2 separate regions of the Homo sapiens genome follow, and region 2 is linked to region 1. Evidence: chromatin loops called from intact Hi-C (ENCODE). Cell type or tissue: Panc1. All regions are shown on one strand. Each heading gives the region's core, and the rest is flanking DNA. Links, peaks and the distances in the headings are about the cores only.

Region 1 (5,379 bases), core at 217-5,216:
TGACTCGTCTTCCAGCTCTCTTCCCATACACCTGAGTTAAACCAGACACTGTTAACTCCTAAGGATGGGGGCTGCAGGACTCACAGAGAAAATGGATGCAGAGAGCTGGCCTCCAGGGCCATCATGCTAACAGAAGAGGCAAAACACACGTGCTCACACAAGCACACTGTTCCACAGCAGCCAGGCCTATGCAAGCCTACCCTCAAAATTCCGAGGAAGCTGAAAGGATGAACAGAGAGGCTGACAAATCCAGTTTCTTAGGAAGAAACATGTAATAGGGATGTGCAAACAAAAGCCATGTCTGTCTCCTGGTTGGAGGTGAGACAAGGTGATGCATCCCCACACCATTACTCCCCAGACCCACAGGGAAGGGGTGATTCAGAAGGGATGTGTAGAACTATTGAAGTAAGATAACATCAAGGTTGTTTGAACTAAGGGCAGGATTTACAGTAAGTACCTGCTCTTACACAAGGAACAATAGATAAACTGAAAATCTTAGAAGTCTTCCTGAAACTGGGAGTAATCAGAAGCCAACATGGTGGATTCACTTCCGAAATGGAACTTCTCTGGCCTCCACATATGTACACATGTGCACGCACACACACACACACACACACCCTGCACACGTGCTCACAGGCACACACCCCAGTGCACATAGACATATGCACACACATACACCATGCACTTCTCTGGAAGAGAGGGGTCTAGGGAATAATCCACTTCCTGGAGACCCCCATGGCTCCACCATCACAATGTGGGTTGACAGTTTGAGGTATGTATTAGTCCACTTCTAAAAAATAAAGTTTTTTTTTTTCTTAATGGAGCTTCTAAACTGTTGCACAAAAAAAGGAGGCTAAGATGACGTCCAGCAAGAAAGTCATCTGTATAAAAAGATCTCTGTCATGAGTGGGGCCCAGAAGTCAGGGTAATGCCCAGGAAGGACCCCAGACAGACCAGAGGAGTCAAGTCCTGACGCCGAGTGCAGGGGCTCAGAAGTCAGGGTAATGCCCAGGAAGGACTCCAGACAGACCAGAGGAGTTGAGTCCTGATGCCGAGTGCAGGGGCTCATAGCCCAGCCTCCCTGCAGGACCTCACTCACTGAGGTACCCACCCCAACAACAGGGCAACTCCAAGGGCCCCTTGCACCTCAATATTCCATGAGGATCTCCAATGTTGAGTTTCCAAGGGCAATTAGTGAGAAAAGAGAAAACAAGAAACCAGTCAGGCAGGCAGTTAGGGTGGGTCCTCAGTTGAATTCTTTCAAACAAAGGAACAGCCTGATAACTCGAGCTACAGGCACAGATAAGGGAACTTGCACAGGGGAGCTTGCCTGAGACATGCTTACGTCTGCACAGGTAATAAAGGCTACACAGGTGACTTGCCCGGACATGCCCATAATGGAAAATTCCATCCGCTAACACATAAACAGTAAGAAGAACAAACAATATGAAGTAACTCAAGCTAAGGGGCCACAGGTGCATTAGGAGGATGGGGTGGAGCTACCAGAAATTCGAGCCTTACACAAATGAGATGCCCAGCCCTCATCAGTTTCTTATAAAAGCCTTTGCATTCAACTGTAAAAACGGCAACCCTCTTTCAGGCTCCGTCTCTGTGGCAGAGAGCTTTCTTCTTTTACTTATTAAACTTTCACTCCAACCTCACCCTTTGTGTCCATGCTCCTTAATTCTCTTGGTCCTGAGACAAAGAACTCTGGATGAGATCAATTGGAAAGATAGTAACATTTGGAAATGACATGCTACCTAGGGAGGTCTTTACTCTCCAAGCCTAAAGAAAATATTGTGCTTACTTCTCCAACCTCCGCTGCCACAGTTTTTGGCCAGGGATGGAGTGAGGTGGAGGGTTGTGCTTTGGGTGAATAGAGGCACAGAATGAAAAATAAACTACTTTTTGAAGCTTTGCATCTGTTTGTACCTACAGTCACTTTGTTTCTAAACTCAAAAATCCCTTTTACAAAGAAAAACACTAAGCCTTGTAATTAGGGCTTTTCAAACCAACTCAGCTCCCCATTACAGGGCCAACTGCACACGAACTTGAGAATGGTTGTAGAGTGTAGCAGATACCTGGTGCCAAATGTGATGGTAACAAGAGTCCAAGTTGACTGATCTCTCTGGCGAAGAGATGAGTCTGCTGAAAATGGCATTTATCAGTGATGTGGGCGTGTCATTCAGTCCCATTTTCAAGGGTTTATTTTTGTGGTTTTGCTGCCTGCTTAAAGTGATTTGCTGGTGCCGTCTTTTAGTCCTCTCCCTCCCTGCCTGGAAGGTGATGTAGATGTATTTGCACTCCCAGCAGGAGACACAACCCTTGGCAAAAGAAACTCCCAGCATAGGATAAGCAGTTCCAAGCTCTGGCTCTGAAAGTCATGCAGGCTGTAGCATGAATCCCATGGCAGAGCACCAGAGAAGAATGTGCCTGCAGCTTTTGCAGCCCTGAGGCTTCCTCCTCCTCCAGAGAGGGGGATAGTTCCCGCACTCCCACTCTCCCATCTTATAAGTCGCAGAGTCAGAGGCTGGTCCTAACTCTGGCGGTGGACTGGGGGTGAGTCTGCATGGAGTCTTCTGCCATTTGTAGGGGGGCGGTGAGAGAGCACACTTCCATGTAGACTCTTCACCCTCGACTTCACCTGGGAGTCTCACATTCTGGCCACTTACACTGCACTCGCATATTTCAGAATGCTTCCTCTAAATTCTTCTGATTATTGTCTTAATACTGCCCATGTCAACATATTATTGAAACAGATTATTGCAAAGATATCACTTCAGGAGAATGTGCTTAGGGGTAACAGCTACATCCCAGCTTTTCTTCCCCTGCCCCCAGCTCTATTTCCCATCACTACCATGTTATAGCCCTCAGGGGGACTTGGTTAAATATCCAAGGATCTCACCGCTGATAAATCCTAAAACATTGCTTAGAGACATATTATATAGAAGCCAAGAGGACAACTGTCTTATTCTCCGAGAGCTGCAGGCAATCTTCTCCTTGTCCCATAACAGATTTCTAGTTAATAGATAACATTGCCAATTGTCAGAAAATAGGTGGCCCCTCTGGGACAGGTCCACAGCCCTTTCCTGGCTTGGCTGCATTCATCAAGCTGAGTTTTGTCTCTCAGCGGTGTCACATCCAAGTTAGTGTCTCTGCTTGCTGCTTCCTCAGTTATCTCCTTGAAACAAATTTCTTTAAATTGACTCTGCAGAATACCATTCCAGAACTTGCCATCATGTCTAATGAATATAAATTTCTGTAACAATTTTCAAAATTGGCCACCAGCATCATGGGTTCTCAGCATCCACATTATAAATTTCAGAGGCTTCCAGACCTGCATATCTCGTCACTGAATAGATCCGAGCTTAAAATCAGAAGAACTGAATCATCATGCACTCTGAGGCTTCAAGAAACATTTAATCCGGGTAACCAACACACAGTAATAAAAACACTTTTATCATCACTTTATGATATTAACTTGTAAGGATGCTCAATTAAAAACCTATTGATTGATCAAACATTTAGCCCTTTGAAAAGTATTTTTTAACAATTGCTTTGTGCAAAACACTGTTAGGTGTGATGAAGTGTCCACAGAACCATAATACAATTCAATTAAATGAGGCAAATAATGATGAGTTCCTGCCATGCATGAAGAATTCTGCTAGATTGCGTGATCCAGAAGTGAGCAAAATGCAGATCTTATCGCTGTCAAGATGACAGAGTAAAGTGATGTATCCACTAAATCAGTAACTCTAATGTAATAACTTTGTGCTAAATAGGAGATGAGTTCACACTGGACACAGGCAAAGGCTGGCAAACGCCTTCATTTCCTACAAGTTACATGCTGCATGGGGCACATGGGTGCTCAAGGAGACAGTGGGCCTGGGTAGCCTACGAGAATCGTGGCTATGAGCACTGACCCTAGACTCAGACCCTGCAGGTGGAAGCCAGCTCTGCTCCTACTCACCATGAATGTGCTTAGGACATTAGAATGCTCTGGCCTCAGTTTCCGAATCTCTAAAAACCAGACACTGATACCTAATTCATTATGGATGAGACAGTGCCCGTAGAGAGCTCCTGTGAGGCGTGCCTGGGCCCAGAGGTTGAGCGGATGGCTGTTACTATTGGAGGGTTACAGCAGGCTTTGGTTCCCACTGGATCCACCGAGAGCTCTGTCCTTCACCGCAGCCAGCAAGACTGTCTTCGGTACACAAGCACCATCCTGCCTCAGGAACATGACGTTGCATCCAGACATGGTACCAAACTGTGTGCCTCCCAGTCTAGCAGAGGCTTCAAAGCCATCAAGCCCAAACCCCACCATGCTCCCTGTGCACTGAGCCATCCCTACACGGTGTGGGAGACAACTTAGTGTGGGGCCACCGTATGGGTTAACCTGGCTGTTCTCTGGCTGGCTGCAGTCTGCCAAAGTAATAAGCAGCAGTGAGAAGTTAAGTAAACATCACAATGTAATTAAGTTGCTATGGCAGTAAATCTTAGTGACTCAGGTTCAGAAAAGGAGTGGCTCTCAACCAGGGGCAGTTGTCCCCTCCGGGGAACACTTGCTAATGTCTGGACACAGTTTTGGTTGTCACGACTAGGTAAAGGTGTAACTGGCATTTACTGGGTAGAGGCCAGAGATGCTGTAAGCATCCTGTACAATGTGCAGGACAGTCCCACAACAGAGACTGCCCAGCCCAAAATGTCAATAATGCTGAGGTTCAGAAACCTCGACACAGCAGCAGCAATGGCTGGTGCTTGTTGGAGGAGGAGGGTGGCTTAACTAGAGTCTTGAAGGATCATGAAAGTTAGAAGAGCAGGCAGGAGAGGGGAGCCTTCCAGGAGGGGTCCCAGCACAAGCAAGGATGGGAGGGAAGACTGTCTGAGGGGTAGTGAGCAGGCTGGCTCAGCTGGAGGGGCGTCTGTGCAGGTGATGTGTGGAGGGCGTGTGGGGTTTGCTCTCCAGGCCTAAGCAAATCCTTGGGCTTCCGCTGAGAAACTCCCCATCCCTGTCCTTGTGGTGAGGAGGGACTTTCAGTCAAATGACAACACTGTCCCTGAGTCCAGGGGGTAACATGTGGCCAAGACAGGACCATCCTGTCCTCCTGTGGGGACCTGAATGGTGAACAGTGACACATGAGTGGATTCACCATGATGGCCACACAGAGGACCCAGGAGCTGCCCTGATGTCCCCAAGCCCCGTGAATCTGGCTCTTCATATTTAATTTTCCTACAGACTTAACCCATTTCTTCCTATAAATGTCTTCAAAAAATTAAATCAAGGAATCCAGAGTCGGTTTCCATTGCTTGCACTCGAAGTTGGATGGGGGTCTGTGGCTTGGGTCTTCCTCTACCTTCCTGCCACATACCTTCTAGTGC
Region 2 (5,379 bases), core at 129-5,128, 180 kb before region 1:
TTCCCGGTGATACCCAAGTTGCATGGAGAACTCCCTGGTACACCCAAGGAATCCTGCCAGGCAGTTAACAGGGGATCACAGTGACTTATCCCTTTGTTCAAAAGGAAAATCATCGGTTTGGGCTGGGCAGTGCCTCTCCCTGTGCCAAGTAATCAGATGTTTCCTGAAGAATCCAAATTAGAACGCTGAGCTCACCAGGTCTCGTTCGAGATGTCTCTCATCACTCTCCCACCAAGAACACCAGCCCTTGGCTCAGAGCTGTCTCTGACCACTGCAGACTCGACAGAGAAGAACTCGCAGGCTGGTCTGTTAGACCGCAGAGAGCCAGATCATGATCCTCACTTTATGGATAAGGACTCGGAGGGGTTGTGATGACCATGGCTCTCTGCCACGTCTGTCTCTGCCTCTCCACGCATCTCTTCTACTTTGTTCTGGTTTGTGCATCTCTCTGTTACTCTCCTTTGCACTGTCCTTCAGCTCTTGGTAAATGTTTGGGTCTCACAATAAACATTTCTTAAACATCTACTGTAGGCTGGAGGTAGTGTTGGATTCCAGGGAATATAAATCTGAAACAACAACATCTCCATCTTTGTGGAATCCACCCTCCACTGTGGAAAAATTGATTTAAGATACAGCTTGCAGATATTATAGGGAGAGGATGTTTTGAGAATTCCCCAGAGAGGGACATGCTTCTGTCTGCCTTGGATAATCAGGGAACCATGAATAGACACAGATGTGATAGGTGGATTCTGAAGTAGGAGTTTTCAGGTTGCCTTTGAGATGCATTTCCACCAGATTTTTCCTTTCTCATTTTTCACTAGGACCCCGAAAAGAAAGTGCAACCTTATGGTTTGAAGTGCAAACTCAGGGACAGACTTCCTCGTTAATTCCTGGCTCCCCTACTAGCTAAGTAGCCTTCTGGAAGATGACCTTGAGAAATAACTTCTTCCCAGCCTCAGTTTATTCATCTACACAATGAGGATAATAGTAATACCCATCTTATAAGATTGGTGTGTGATCTTATAAGTCACACACCAGTCAGGGCAGCTCAATTGCTATACCAAATGACCTCCAAATCTAGGGTGATTAGATTTAGGTTTGCCTAAGACTGAGGGGTTCCCCAGGAAGCAGGACTTTCAGTGCTAAAACCAGGACAATTACAGGCAAACTGGAACTGACAGTTACGCTGCTAAGTCTCCATGGCTAACATAATAGAAGTTGTTTTCCAGCTCACATGGTTGTTGAGCAGCTGCCTTCCATGCAGTGACTCAGGGATCCAGGCTCCGATCTTCTTTTGGCTCCACCACCTTCTCCACTGGCATCTGTAATTCTGGCTGGCAGGTGGAACAAGAGGATGTTGATTTGGAGGTTCTTTGGGCCAGACCTATAAGAAGCTTGCATTACATCCAGCCACATATGCTTGGTTGAATTTAAGTCACATGGCAGGACCTAAATGCAAAGGAGGCTGGGAAATGTGGTCGTTTTCTTTGACCAGGAGGGAGAGGAAGCTGCTTTAATAAGGACATATTGGTGTCTGCTACAACAGTAAACGAGCTGAGGACAGCGACCAGCATGTTTTGATGTTATGCATTCTTATGATGAGGCTTTCCCTGACCACCCAAGGAAAAGCAGCCCCTCCACTCCTGGCACACTCTCTACTTAATGCCCTTGTTTAATCATCTTGACAACACTCAATCATAATATGGATTTCTTGTTTACCATTGTTTTCTTGCTTACTATCCATCACCCCTCCCCAGCTAGAGCATCAGCCCCAGTAGAGCAGGGGCCTTGGGAATCTTGTATGCCCAGGCCTGGGCACTGTGCCTGGTATACAGTAGGTTCTCAGTACATATCTATTGAAGACATGTGAAGAGTGGGGCTGGGCCTTTCACACCAAAGTCTCTCCTTCTCTGCCTGGCTCATTCTGTTTTGTGTTTTTCAGTCTGCAGTCTCCTCTGATCCCCTTGATCCCAGCTCCTCCCTCCCTCTCTGGAGCTCCTATCCAATCTCCATTTCCAGGGATCCCTGGGAGTCCTGGCAGGTTCACTCATTCCAGACTGCAGCTTCACTCATTCCACACCCGTGGTGTGGCCAGCCTCTGCTGCAGTCTCCCAGGAAGCTGCCTCCCAGCCCTTAGCTCCCACCCCCACCTGACACCTTCTTTTTGGAGAGGTGTTGGGTACAAAGGGAATTAGCACACATTCAGCAGACACCGAAGTCAGACATTGCACCAAGCTCCTCGCTGTTAGATTCTGCAGATGGCTTCTGGGCACAAAATATTGATGAATCACATTTCAGCATCACGTGGTCCGAGAAGCAAAAGTCACACGGATGGAGCATGTGTCTCTCAGCATGTATCCCTCTCTGCTGTCTCTGGGGTGGTCAGTGCCTGCTCCCCACTCCCTGTCCAGAGGATCTGCAGGGTTTGGAATGGGGCCTTTGGGTGGCCCTCCCCAGAGACCTGGCCACAGGGTTCTGTTGGAACTCAGGGCTAGCACAAGAGAGAAGATTCTGGGCAGCAGGAGGTAGAGGGAGAAGGAGAGGAGAATGGGATGGGTGTGGGGGTCAGGACTGGGCAGGGGTGGGGTAGGAGGTGGGGGGAATGAATCAGAGGGCATCCTGCAATTCTCAGACTCTGAAAAGTGGAGGAGCCAGCTCCACTTCAGCCTTGCACAGATGAAGAAACAGCTGGTGGCTGGATGGTTCAAGGCTATGCATTTGTTGAGCCGCAGTTAGGACTGGGACCAGCAGGGGGGCTTTGGGGCCCACTCTGCGGACTTATACAACAGGCAAGGTTAACCTCCAAGACCCCATCTGCCTGTGCCCAGCAAAACTGAAGACACAAAGAAAGAACGATGTACAGAGAAAAAGGAAATCATAACTGAAAATGTGAATGCCGGCTCTGCTGGCACCCAGACACGGACCAAACCTTCTTCTGGATCTCTGAGGGCGCAAAGAGGATTATGTTCTAAAGGTGGTGCACGAAAGTAAACAGGGTGCCTGCTTAAGATTACCCTTGACAACCTGTCATTGCCTATAAAGAACAGTCAGGGCTGGCACAGAATCAGAAGGCATTTCATACCGTGCCGTCACTGTCTTGAAATTCTTAAGTTTTATCTTTGAGCTTGTGATGTGTTGGTGAACTCCGGTGAGACACTGGCACATGCTTGGTCCTGCCCTTCCCCCCCACCAGATGAGTCCTCCAGGGCCCCCGGCCCCATGCGACCTCCCTCTCCCTGACCCCAGTCACTGCCATCAGATGGCAACTTGGCGGCAAATGCAGGGGCAGTTGCAGTGGGGCACATGCACTCACTTCATGCATCTCAGAGATGGGAGTGGTGGTGGCTGTCTCCACCCCAGGCTGGCAGCTAGACATTCCCTGTATCTTTTCAGTGACCGAGCCATCAATTCTTTATGTCTTTTTCCCTTAAGCCATTTCGAACTGGGCTTCTACAGTTTCAAACTAAAAGACTCCTATGGACTCTTTAGGCAGCACCCTACCCCCGCCACATCAAAATCAGATTTTAGGAAATGATACTGTAAGCTTCTTCCAGCCAGGTGGCAACAGCTGATAAGCTTTCCTGTGTTACCCCTCAGCACAGCATTGCCAGGAAGGCAGAAAGTCCAAGAGAGGGAGCTTAGAGATGTTTCCGGGGATCCACAGCCTTCTTCTCTATCAGCAAATTGATACTCAGAGAGGGTAAGGGGTTGGCCTGGAGTCACACAGCAAGTGAGGGCAAGAAGCCTGGTGCTCTGACCCAGGTTCCCATTTGGATACTGTGGTACCCCAGACATGCTCTTGACCCTACCAATTCCAGTGTCAGGATTCCCTGGGTTCTCTCTCTCTCTCTGCCTATCTCTGTCTCTCTGCCTCTGACTCTTTCTGTCTCCGTCTCTTTTTGCTTCTCTCTCTCCTTCAAATACATCATCACATAATGAATAGATGAACAAAATGTGGAATACCTGTACAATGCAATAGTATTTGGACATAAAAATGAATGAAATATTGATACATGCCACAGCATGGAAAAATCTTAAAAATACGCAATTCAAAAAAGCCAGGCAGGGCACAGTAGCTCGCACCTGTAATCTCACCGCTTTGGGAGGCCAAGGTGGGAGGATTGCTTGACCCCAGGAGTTTGAGACCTGCCTGGCCGACATAGTAAGAATCTGTCTCTACAACGTTTTTTAAAATTAGCCAGATGTAGTGGTGCACACCTGTAGTCTTAGCTACTGGGGAGGCTGAGGCAGGAGGATGCCTTGAGCCCAGGAGTTCGAAGTTGCAGTGAACTATGATTGTGCCACTGTACTCCAGCCTGAACAACAGAACAAGACCCATTTCTGAAAAACAAACAAACAAACAAACAAAAAAACAGGCCACATTTTGTATGTTTGTGTGATTCCATTTATATGAAATGTCCAGGATAAGCACATCCCTAGAGACAGGAGTAGATTAGTGATGGTGAAGAGTGAAGAGCCCTGACAGCTAGCAGGTGTGAGGCTTATTTGGGGAATGATGAAAACGCTCTGGAATTAGATCGTGGCGATGGTTTCATAACTTTGTGCTTCTACTAAAACCTCTAAAGCCCGTGCACAAGGCGTGCATCCTGAGGCAGAAGAGGGAATTGTTTCCAAAAGGATGGATTTTTATGGTGTGTGGGTTATATGGCAATAAAGATGTTATTAAGAAGCACCGTCATGTGACTTGGCACGTACACTCTGTTAGACGCTGAGCACTCCTGCGTCTGCGGTGCGGATGCACATGCAACGGATGCACAGGGTAAATCCACAGAGTCATGGGCACTGTCCTACAGGATATTTACAGGGTTTTCAAGGCCGATTTTGACTCTGTAAGATTTCACCTTTAGAGTAGCTGCAGAGGCTCGTGCCCCAGGTAGGATACTCGGCCACCAGCTCACCAGTGCTGGCCAGAAGAAAGAGCCAAGAATCCTAAACGTAAAAAACAAACACGATGTGTACATTCTGGGAAGATACAGAGCCCTGGAGGCTGTCTGTGGGGCTGGATTTCCTTTTTTTCAAAAGAGAGATTTTTGGCTCAGCACGGTGGCTCACACCTGTAATCCCAGCATTTTGGGAGGCTGAGGCCGGCAGATCACTTGAGGTCAGGAGTTCAAGACCAGCCTGGCCAACATGGTGAAACCCTATCTCTACTAAAAATACAAAAATTAGCCAGGCAGGGTGGCAGATGCCTGTAATCCAAGCTACTCGGGAGGCTGAGGCAGGAGAATTGCTTAAACCCAGGAGGCGGAAGTTGCAATGAGCTGAGATTGCACCACTGCACTCCAGCCTGGGTGACAGAGTGAGACTCCATCTAAAAAAAAAAAAAAGATTTTTGACTGTGCACAGAGCCTCCTGTCT

Evidence for each region. Peaks named below come from ENCODE experiments on the same cell type or tissue, not always from the same donor. Only the 100,000 strongest peaks of a DNase experiment are listed, where the experiment ranks them.
Region 2: it touches region 1 in a loop (5-fold over the local background); 3 of 110 quality-filtered maps call a loop at or near these places.

The regions. Positions count from the first base shown.
Region 1 is chr20:47,989,237-47,994,615 of GRCh38, reverse strand. It overlaps LINC01522 (long intergenic non-protein coding RNA 1522), which reads left to right and starts at 4,499. Exons shown (of 3, transcript NR_110027.1): 1 at 4,499-4,601. The region is part of intron 1 of LOC107985436 (a long non-coding RNA gene); the gene reads right to left. RefSeq lists an enhancer at 1,044-1,544. In Panc1, for the core only: no CTCF peak of the experiment used is centred there; no DNase peak of the experiment used is centred there.
Region 2 is chr20:48,169,184-48,174,562 of GRCh38, reverse strand. No RefSeq gene overlaps it. Among named protein-coding and RNA genes, the nearest start is that of LINC01522, 180 kb to the right of the region's middle. In Panc1, for the core only: no CTCF peak of the experiment used is centred there; no DNase peak of the experiment used is centred there; H3K27me3 peaks cover 1,233 bases.